Regions from separate parts of the Homo sapiens genome. Here region 1 is linked to region 2. The links are chromatin contacts, found by Hi-C or POLR2A ChIA-PET in ENCODE. All regions are on one chromosome and are shown on one strand. Each heading gives the region's core, a stretch centred on a gene start or an enhancer-like site at or near the end of the contact. The rest is flanking DNA. Distances are from core to core; before and after follow the strand shown. Region 1 overlaps PUM1 (pumilio RNA binding family member 1). Region 2 overlaps LAPTM5 (lysosomal protein transmembrane 5).

Region 1 (5,385 bases), core at 259-2,758, 230 kb before region 2:
TGATCAGAATCTTGTTTTTTGTATATGTCAGTTGAGCCAGGGTGAAAATGAGTTAATACTTTCACAAATAACAGGAAATGTTAACTGTTAAAACTATGAAAATGTGTATTCTTTGAGGGTGTCAGTCACACAGGAATTGAAGTGGGCATCCTGATGTGCCAAGCTCAGTTGATTTGCCCTGGGATGTTTTCCTAAATTTAACCTTAGGCCATGTGACCAGCGTATAGTAGTAGAAATGCCAGTTGAGAAAATTTAGAGAGTAATGCAGATGTTAATGGTAATAGCAGTCCTTGCCCAGTAGAGGCTCGCTTTTGTTGGCTTTTGGGAGAGCGTTGGGACTATTATTGCAGGTTGCAACCACTCATTCAAGGTAGATACGGCTGTACTCCCAACATGTATTACAGGTTGAGCATCCCTAATCTGAAAATTCAAAATCTTTTTGAGTAGTAACATGACACCATAAGTGGAAAATTCCACACTTGACCTTGATCTCATGTGATGGGTCATAGTCAAAACCACAGGCACATAACACACAGTTCATCTATTCAGCATCCCCAAAGGAAAAGTAAAATTACCCCCAGGCTATGTGTATAAGGCATATATGAAACGTAAATGAACTTTGTGTTTAGACTTGGGTCACATCCCCAAGATAACTCTTGGACACACACATAGTCTACAATCTGAAATCGGTAACACTTCTGGTCTCAAGCACTCTGGTTAAGGAACACTCTACCTGTTTACCCATTTTTACAGGTGAGGAAACTAAGGCACAGTTAGGGTCTTTTTTGTGTGTTTTTTCTCTTATTTATTTCTTTAACTGCCCAAGACCACCCTGCTTTATAAACACTAATCAAATGAGTATGAGGCTCTATCACTCTTTTTTTTTTTTTTAAACTTGAATACATGGCTTTTAGGCCGTTCAGTTTCTGACAAATTAAAAAATGTTTTAACCCCTTTTCTTCTTATAGTAAAATAGTTCATAGTGTAACAGCTTTTCTTAGCAACACCTTTATTCTGTACCCAGGTATAGTGTTTCAGTGTGCACCCTTGCTTGTAAACAGCTTCTTAATCTTTTCTAAGCCCACAGGTATAGAAAACACCAAATTAGAAATGTCAAAACATATTTATATTGGGCAGTGGTACAATTTGACTTATTTGTGTTTTGGAAGCTTAAAATGGGGGAAACAAGAATATGTGTCTATTTATTTTGGCTTAATGAATTATGTGTTTCTCCAGAATTAGCTGTAGCATCAGAGTAGCTGTAATATTTGAAACAGCTCTTCAGAACTTCAGTCAGTGTAAGGAAGGTTTGGTTACTGTTAATGAATCAAGTTGGAAATATTTAACTCTCTGCTTTAAGGAAGTTCAACTTGGAGATATGTTTCAGCAGATTTGAAGAATTGACTTTGAGCCCATTTCCTGGTTAGCAAATGTGTCTTTGGTGTTTCTTGCTACCAGCTTCGTCATAGAATTCTATAATTAGATTTCTGCCACACTTGGGTTGATATCTGCATAATTTTGTTATATCTCTGTTGTGTACTTTATGTGGCCGACTGCAGCTGTACTTTGTTGCCAAGGAAAATGAACAGATAATTTGGATTAAAGCAGAATGCTTAATTTTTTTTTTTTTTTTTGGAGACACACTCTTTGCTCTGTTGCCCAGGCTGGAGTGCAGTGGTACAATCTTGGCTCACTGTAACCTCTGCCTCCTGGGTTCAAGCAGTTCTCCTGCCTCAGCCTTCCGAGTAGCTGGGATTACAGGCATCTGCCACCACGTCCGGCTAATTTTTTATATATTTTTTTAGTAGAGATGGGGTTTCACCATGTTGGCCAGGCTGGTCTCGAACTCCTGACCTCAAAGTGATCCACCCAACTTGGCCTCCCGTAATGCTGGGGTTACAGAGAATGCTTAATTTTGTTTAAGGTTCTCAACAGGTCTGTAACAAGTCAAGGTGTTGTATTTTTTGTTTCTATTTGTGTTCAACGTTGACTTAAATTTAAAATTTCACATATCAGTGTCTGAATGTAGTTGTGTTGAATGCCTTTGTGACTTTAAAAATAGAAATAGGGGCCAGGCCTGGTGGCTCAAGCCTAAAGTCCCAGCAATATGGGAGGCCAAGGCAGATGGATCGCTTGAGCCCAGGAGTTTGACACCAGCCTGGGGCAACACAGACCTCTACCAAAAAAAAAAAAAAAAAAAAAAAAATTAGTCAGGTATAGTGGCATGCATCTGTAATCCCAGGTATTAGGGAGGCTGAGGTGGGAGGATCACTTAAGCCGGGGAGGTCAGGGTTGCAGTGAGCTGAGATTGCCTCATTGCATTCCAGCCTGGGTGACAGAGAGACCCTGTCTCAAAAAACAAAAAAACAAAAAAAACAAACAGTAACAGCAACTTTGAAGTTGCAGTGGAGGTTCAGTTGAGTGTCTAGGTTTTGTTGTCAGACTGATAGATGTTCTTTTTCTGGAGTTAATGAAACAACAGCACTCCGTTAAATCACCTTAGGTGCCATTCTTATCATTGAACATAGGATACATCCTAACCTTTTGTTCTATTCCATCACTTTAAGCACGCAAACCCTCCATTTACTCCCTTCTACCAACAGATATTGTCTCTATGCTACATCCTCCATCTGTTATTAAATTGAACCCCTTCTATCAGTGATTCCCCCTTTTAGTTTTCTAATGTTTCATTCCCCACTGCTTCTTCCTCTAGGCCTGGATTATATTAGAAGACTGGTGTAAGGATCTCATATAATGTTTACTATTCTTTAAAAAGAGTTAATGATTAGCTAGCATAAATTAATATATACTTTTAAGTTAATATTTTACAGTAGGATCTATTGAGTCAGATGTAATTTTGGAAAGGCTGAGATGAGCCTCAGTAGTTCAGACTTTCTTTACCTTTCTTTTGCTATTTTTAGGCCCAGCTGTGGTCCCTCACCAGTATTATGGAGTTACTCCCTGGGGAGTCTACCCTGCCAGTCTTTTCCAGCAGCAAGCTGCCGCTGCCGCTGCAGCAACTAATTCAGCTAATCAACAGACCACCCCACAGGCTCAGCAAGGACAGCAGCAGGTAAATGTAGACAAAATTTACCTCTTCTAAGTGGGAATCGTAGTATTGTGGATAATTAATAGGTAATATTGCGCCTAATAGAAAAACACTGTGAATGCATGAATTTCCTCTTGTGTGTATATATGTGTGTCTGAGTTCAGGCTCAGATTTAACTACTCTTACGGAATGTCTTTTATATATTAGACACTATTGTACCTAGGTGGGGTAACGATACTAACCAGTTCACCTATAGGGAAATTGCTTAGCTGCAAGTGGCAAAGTGGATCTTCAAAGTTACAGTAAAATTTTGTTCTGCCATACTGTAGTTGCTTGCTAAGCACCACTTTCAGATCATTTCAGGGTTTTGCAAGGGGCTTGACACTAAAGCAGGGGTACTAGATTTTTAGACTGCTTATTTGTAGTACCTATTGGATTGGATTGGATGTAAATCTTAAACTATCATATCTGCATTAGCTTTTTATTTGAGTTGAGAAAGGACGGTAAACTGCAAAACTACATCTTTTATTTTTTTAAACAGGTCATTTCCTCCTTGATTGCTAGAATAACACCTTTTTTTTTTTTTTGAGATGGAGTCTAGCTCTGTCGCCCAGGCTGGAATGCCGTGGTGCAATCTCAGCTCACTGCAATCTCCGCATCCCGGATTCAAGCAGTTCTCCTGCCTTAGCCTCCTGAGTAGCTGGGATTACAGGCACGCTACACCATGCCCAGCTAATTTTTGTATTTTTAGTAGAAATGGGGTTTCACCATGTTGGTCAGGCTTGTCTCAAACTCCTGACCTCGTGATCCACCCGCCTCGGCCTCCCAAAGTGCTGGGATTACAGGCGTGACCACCGTGCCTGGCCAATAACACCTCTTTATTGATAGAAACTGTGGTAAACTAGAAAACTTGAAAAAAAAAATTACCCTAAATCCTTATGTCAGAAAACCAATGCTATTATGTTTGGTATCTGTTATTTTAGCCTTATTATTTAATATTTTACAAAATTGTCATTATTGTGTCCACGTGGTTTTACATTCTGATTTCATACTTTACTGTGTTATTTAGTGTTCTTTTAAATGACATTTTTACTAGGTACATTTAAATCCACCAAACGATACTTTATTTTGACTAGTCTATTATATTTGATATTTCATTTGTATCAGTATTTTGGTGTTTTAAATGAGATTGATTAACATCCTTTACATAAGTTTATCCTTGGAAAAAATTCCTAGTAATGGAGTTTTTCTGGAGCAAATAAAATCAGCACTTAGGCTTCGATACGCATTGTCAGATAAAAGCTGTCATTTGAGACAAAACACCCTGCTCATATATGAATATATTAAATGATCCAAACAAGAATTTTTTGCTTGACATCAGTCTTACTCAGAGGGTGTATGTTTAATTTTTTTTTTTTTTTTAGATTCCACACAATTACAGAAAAAAAAAACAGGTCTTGAAATTCCCCCCGTTATTTGGACACTATTAAATGATTTTCTTGGCAACAGATACAGTTCTTGTACCATATATATAAGGAAATTCAGTAAATAATTTGTTGACAGAATGAGTGATCTGTTAAAATAAATTTGTTTTGAGACGGAATTTTGCTTTTGTTGCCCAGGCTGGAGTGCAATGGTGCAATCTTGGCTCACTGCAACCTCTGCCTCCAGGGTTCAAGCGATTCTCCTGCCTCAGCCTCCCAAGTAGCTGGGATTACAGGCCCCCACCACCACGCCTGGCTAATTTTTGTCTTTTTAGTAGAGACGGGGTTTCACCACATTGGCCAGGCTGGTCTCGAACTCCTGACCTCAGGTGATCCACCCGTCTCGGCCTCCCAAAGTGCTGTGATTGTAGGCCTGAGCCACCACGCCTGGCCAAATTTCTTTTTTTGTTTGTTTTTTTTGAGATGGAGTCTAGTTCTATTGCCCAGGCTGGAGTGCAGTGAGCTCTTGGCTCGCTGCAACCTCTGCCTCCTGGGTTCAAGTGATTCTTCTGCCTCAGCCTCCTGAGTAGCTGGGATTACAGGTGTGTGCCGCCACACCTGGCTAATTTTTGTATTTTTAGTAGAGATGGGATTTCACCATGGTGGCCAGACTGATCTCGAACTCTTGACCTTCAGTGATCCACCCCCCTCGGCCTCCCAAAGTGCTGGGATTGCAGGCATGAGTCACTGTGCCTGGCCTATTAAATAAATTAATTTCTCTTCTCTTCTCTTCTCTTCTCTTCCCTCCCCTCCCCTCCCCTCCCCTCCCCTCCCCTCCCCTCCCCTCCCCTCCCCTCCCCTCCCCTCCCCTCCCCTCCCCTCCCCTCCCCTCCCCTCCCCTCCCCTCCCCTC
Region 2 (5,351 bases), core at 1,996-4,495:
CCAGGAAGCTCTCCTGATTTGTCCTCCTTAGAACTCCTGGGGCTCTTTTCTCTGCTCCACTTTGGGGGCAGTGATTTGTGATTGAAAGGAACACAGGCCCATCTCCATTACTTACCAGCAGTGTGACTTGAGCAGGCGGGCACCTTTGTTATCTGAGCCTTGCCTTCCTCATCTGTAAATGGGGCCAGTGGTCCCTGCCTCAAAAGTGATCATTTGGAGGAGACCCTAGCGAAGCCGGGTGGAGGGCTAGCAGGTGAGTGCCTGAAGTGGGCTGTGGAAGAAGAACACAAGGCCCCCCGCCCCTTTTTTTTGAGACTGAGTCTTGCTCTATCACCCAGGCTGGAGTGCAGTGGCGTGATCCTGGCTCACTGCAACCTCTGCCTCCCGGGTTCAAGTGATTCTTGTGCCTCAGCCTCCCAAGTAGCTGGAATCACAGGTGTGTGCCATCATGCCCGGCTAAGTTTTGTATCGTTAGGAGAGATGGGGTTTCACCATGTTGGCCAGGCTGGTCTTGAACTCCTGACCTCAAGTGATCCACCAGCCTCAGCCTCCCAAAGTGCTGGGATTATAGGCGTGGGCCATAGTGCCTGGCCCCACTCCTCTGTTGAAAGTTCATCTGTTTGGGGTTGAAAAATGGGTCCAAACTGCCAGGTGGGGAAAACCCTGGGTGAGAATCTGTTAGAACTTGCCACCTTTATGTCCAGTGCCCCTGGGCTGGACAGAGAGGCCACGTTCTCTGCCACTGCAGCTCTGTGCGCTTCACGGAGGGGTGAGGAGGCCGGTGGGGGCAGGGTGGGAGTTGTAGCCCCTCCTCAGTGTCAGAACTGAGTTGTTCTCCTCACCTCAGGGGTGTGAACCCCAGCTTCTAAAAGCAGGAGGCCCCCATGGCCCATCCCACCCAGAGAGTGGCTGAAGGGCCTAGCCTGGCCTGGCCGAGACTTCTCTGTTGCCAACCTGGCCCCGAGGCCTCCAGGAAGTGAGGCTTTTATTTTGAGCCTAGAGCATCAGCCTGGAACCAGGACTTCGCTCTGAGCTCACTGTGAGGCGAGCGTTGGTTTCCCAGGGGACCCCACCCTGCCAAGGGAAGTGGCACAAAGCACCCCCTAATGAGGCAGGAAGCAAAGCCATGAGCTGCACTGCCTCAGCCCTGCACAGGGGCTGCTTGGGACAAGGCACCCGTCCCCCAGCCTCAATTTCCTCCCTGGTCAAGTGGGATTCAGTAACTACCATTTGTGGCACCGGAAAAATGGCAGCTGCCACGGGGGCCTCCATTTTACAGATGAGGAAACAGGCTCAGGAGGGCAAGTGACTCTGCAGCCTGTGTTAGATAAAGAACCCGAGCCCAGGTGTCTGCTCCAGGTGGAGGCAGGGAAGGCAGCCTTCCTGGCAGCCATGGGATGGGGGAGGGGGTCAGCTCTGCCATCCCCAGAGCCTTGTTCTGAGAAGCACAGAGCCCATGTGTAAAGAGCTGATTTCAATTTTACCTGCAAAATCAGAAAAATATGGGACTCATGTTAGAACCTGTCTCTCAAGACTGGCGCGAGGTTGACACGAGAGAGTGTATGGTCAGTCGGCCCTCCCTATCCGCAGGTTCCACATCGTGGATTGCAGATTGAAAATACTCAGATGCAGAGCCCGTGATACAGAGGGCCGACTGTATAAGTTCAGAAGAGGACCTGGCGTCTAATAAATGCACAACAATAATAGTATCAATACTTATTATCACTATTGTGGGTCTTTGCTCTGAAGATAAAGGGAGAAGTGATGGTTTTAGGGAATCGTTTGGGGAGTGGAGGGTGCTTCCCCAGATATCTAGGAAGTGGAGAATGACAGGGCCTTGTGTCATACCTGGAGGCCAACTCTGAGCCCCCCACTGGCTGCTCCTAAAGGGAGATTTGATAAGCTACCACCAGCCAGAATATCTCTGCTGCTGGGATTCACTGGTACTGTTTGCCTTTGGGGCAAAGTTAGCTGCTAGCGCCCAGTCACAGCACTTCCTGTGCTGCAGGTGACAACCTCCTCCAGCGCCATCTGAGCCGTCCGAGTCTAGGTTCTCTAGGTTTTGCATGAGCCGTCACATCTCCTGCATGCTCTTTCCCCTTTCTCTCTAACCCCAGAGGCCCCACCCCTGCCAAACCGGTGGATCCGTGTGTTCCCCCAGCCAACTGCTGCCATTTACTGAGGCCTGCTGCGTATTCAGCACATGGATGACGCCAAATCACAGTTTACTAAGAGGAACGTCTTGCCGTTTCCTGAATGCGTCTCATGCACACTGGCCTCTGCTCATGCCCTTTCCTCTGCCTGGAACACTTTTTCCATTGCTCTTTCGGGGAATCTTCTTCAAGATCCACCTCCTCTGAGAAGCCCGCCCTGACCCCTACGGTTGGACCCTGAGCTCTGGGTGTTGACCCAGAGCCCTGTGTGCTGGGTCCCTGGGAGTCGTGCCCTCTGGCCTGGATGCTCGTTTGGGTCTTGACCCAGCCTGATTCATCTTCATGATCCCGTGGAACCTGGCACAGGAGGTGCCAGCCAATCTCTATTTGATTTTTGCAAACCTTTTCTTGATGTATAATTTACCTATAGAAAAGCACAGCTATCTTAAGTGCACACCTTGGTGGGCTTCTACAAGGTGAACACACCCATGTGACCTCCACCCAAACTAAGAAATCAGACCAGCACCCAGAGGCCCCTAGAGCCCCCGCCTCGCCACTGCCCCGCCCCCACTGACTTCTGCCTGTCTATGTAGTTCTATAATACATACATCTGTAGAATTACGTAGAAATGAAATTCTGCAGCGCGTGTTCTTTTGTGAGCACTTCTTTCTCCCAACGTTATGTTTGGGAGCTTCGTCTGTGTGGTTGCGGGTAGCTAACTCATTTTTTCCATTGCTGTGTATACTCCATTGTATGAATCTACCACAATGCATTTGCCTGTTTTCCTGCAAAATAACATTTGGATTGATTCCAGCTTGGGGCTGTTACAAATAAGGCAGCCATGGCCACCAGGCTCCGTGCTGGGTGTCCACACACAGGCACCTGTGCTGCTCAGTTGATCTTTCTGAATCACTGTCTTCAATGATTTACTTCTCACACCCACTCCAGGAGGTGGATGGATTCTTCTCTCCCTTCTACAGATGAGGAAATGTTACAGATGAAGTAACATGGCCAGGCCAGGATCCCACAGGGGATCAGCGGCTGCACTGGGGTTCTCACTGAGGTCTGTGAGCCCCAGAGCCCAGTGGAGGGAGGAGGGGATGAGGTGGAGGCGGCGGGTGAGGACGAGAACTGCGGAAGAGTGAAGAGGAGAGAGAAGCCAGGCTCTGGGGAGCTGCAGGCAGCCAGGCCGGGCTGCTGCGGAGTGCGTGGCCCCAGGAATGGGGGCGTCTGGTGGTATCTGGGCTGGCTGGAGAGGTGGTTGGGGAGATAGTGCTCTTGGGGGGCTGGCCCCCACTGAGCCCTCATAAGCTCTGACCAGAAGCACAGGGTGGGGAAGGGGAGCTTCCTCTTGATGGTGACACATCTGACTCCCTTCTCACATCCTCCTCCCAGGCAACCCAGGGAAATCAGGGTGGGCAGGTGAGGTTGAGGGGACTGAGCTTCAGGGAGGGGCCATAATAATAATGATGATGGCAGAAGTGTGAGGCTGTAGGACACAGGGTCAGGGTGGAGCAGCCCTGAGGGGGAGGGGCAAGGGAGGGCTCTGGCACTTGGGACCCATATGGCAAACTGCATTGTCTGTTGGGAAGGGTTGAAGACAAGCCCGGGCCTGTCTTCTTGTGCAGCCTCTGTCCTGGGCTCGCACATTTGGTAGGAGGAGCCAATGAAGTAAACGGATAGGAAAGTGTCCACACTCTGGCTGGCACGGGTGTGTGCTCACTGACGGCTGGGTCCTTTCTCTATAACCTTTACCTCCCTGAAAATCTCAGATGGTGGGTCTCCGCCTGCCTGCTTCTGAGACGGTGGGTCCTGGGCCTCAGGGAGTGAGAGAGAGTGGGCCTGCTCTCCTGCAGAAGGGACTGGTCTTTGAACCCCAGAATCGGGGGTTCTTGTGTCATCACCACCATCCACATGATATTCCTTATCACCATCCTATCCTGATGTCCCCATTGCCGTCACCCCCATCACTGTCACCAACATCACCAACAGCATCTCTGATCATCACTGTCATCACCACGCCAACTCCAACAACATCCCAACAGCCACTCCCCGCCTCACATGGTCACCATGGCCAGTGCCTCCCAGGTGACACCTGGTGCACTGTTTTCACCGCATCCCCTCTGGTACCGCCATCCTTATTGCCCAGCCATGTTCAATACTGACCCCATTGTCCCCATCTTCCCTGATTTCCATCCTCCAGCCCCTGCCCCCATTCTTTTAGCTCAACCTGTTGCTTGCTCCTCAGAGCCACCAGGAAAAGAAACAAATCCCCCTGCCCCTGGCCACTTCCCCAACTGGCCAGCTTGGGGAAGCTGTGTTTGTCATTAAGAAAGAAAGGCTGCGTGCAGACGGGAATAAGAACTGAAACCAAAGATGGGCAGAAGAAGAGGTGAAAAGCGGGAAAGGAGAGTGGGGGTGGGAAGGGTGGCTGAGCATGGCTGGGACCGCAGCCTGAGCCTGGCTTGGAGGCAGGAGGACAGAGCTGATTTTGACCCTGCGACAGTTTTGGTGTGTGACCTTGGGCTGGTCGCTGTCTCTCTCTGGGCCATATTTCCCCGCTGGTAACATCCTCCTCTCAGGGAAGAGACACTCCCGTGCCTTCTGAGTTTCCCTGAAGGGACTGAAACACACCTGCACCACCAGGCCTGTGGCTTTTGCACATGATGTCTGCTCTTTTGGAATGCTTTCTTCTCTTCTGTGTTGGAAAACTCCTACTTGCCCCTCAAAGCCACGCTCATGGGTTTCCTGTTGGTGAAATTCTCCCTAAGTTTTTTAGACAGCAATGCGCTCTCCCTCATCAAGGACCCCAAGCCCCATGCGTGTCCTCTGTCATGGCTCTGAGCACACCATTCATGTATCGAGTTCCCTGGAGACTGTGACACCGGCACGCCAGGGTCAGTGGCTTTTCTAGACAGAGTTTGGAGGCGGTAGGTGCTCAGAGAGTGTTTACTGAGAGTCAGTGAATGCCCAGAGGTAGCAAAAACCACCACCCAATTGTGCTTGTTTATGGTGCACCTGCTGTGTGCCCGGCTCCGCGCACCACACGATTCCATTTGACCTCAGCAATCCTGTGAGGCAGGTCAGTGATTATCCCCATTCCTCAGATGAGGAGCCGAGGCCCAGAGAGGTTAGTGGCTGGCTCAAGGGTGCAGAGCTCGGCTGGGGCCTGGGGCCATCTGACCCCAGCACCCGAGC

What was found. A loop is a pair of places that touch in the nucleus more often than their neighbours do. ChIA-PET counts read pairs that join two places held with the same protein, here RNA polymerase II (POLR2A). Pooled maps may share reads with other maps.
Region 1: a pooled map shows a loop between it and region 2 (2.1-fold over the local background). The contact joins two enhancer-like sites. A Hi-C loop is called at or near these places in 2 of 50 pooled maps. POLR2A ChIA-PET finds 5 or more read pairs at or near these places in 4 of 52 experiments (GM10248, activated CD8-positive, alpha-beta memory T cell, activated T-cell and 1 more).

The regions. Positions count from the first base shown.
Region 1 is chr1:30,972,339-30,977,723 of GRCh38, reverse strand. PUM1 (pumilio RNA binding family member 1) reads left to right here. Exons shown (of 22, transcript NM_001020658.2): 10 at 2,922-3,073. Among named protein-coding and RNA genes, the nearest start is that of SNORD103C, 6.8 kb to the right of the region's middle. Within about 2 kb of position 1,508, at least 2 of the 41 ENCODE cell types and tissues checked have a DNase peak (open chromatin) inside an H3K27ac peak, as active enhancers do.
Region 2 is chr1:30,746,699-30,752,049 of GRCh38, reverse strand. The region is part of intron 1 of LAPTM5 (lysosomal protein transmembrane 5); the gene reads left to right. LOC105378620 (a long non-coding RNA gene) reads left to right here. Exons shown (of 2, transcript XR_007065566.1): 1 at 1-1,706; 2 at 2,118-5,351. Among named protein-coding and RNA genes, the nearest start is that of LAPTM5, 8.4 kb to the left of the region's middle. RefSeq lists enhancers at 733-892, 1,953-2,002, 2,103-2,182, 3,111-3,290, 3,611-3,920 and 3 more. Within about 2 kb of position 3,245, at least 10 of the 41 ENCODE cell types and tissues checked have a DNase peak (open chromatin) inside an H3K27ac peak, as active enhancers do.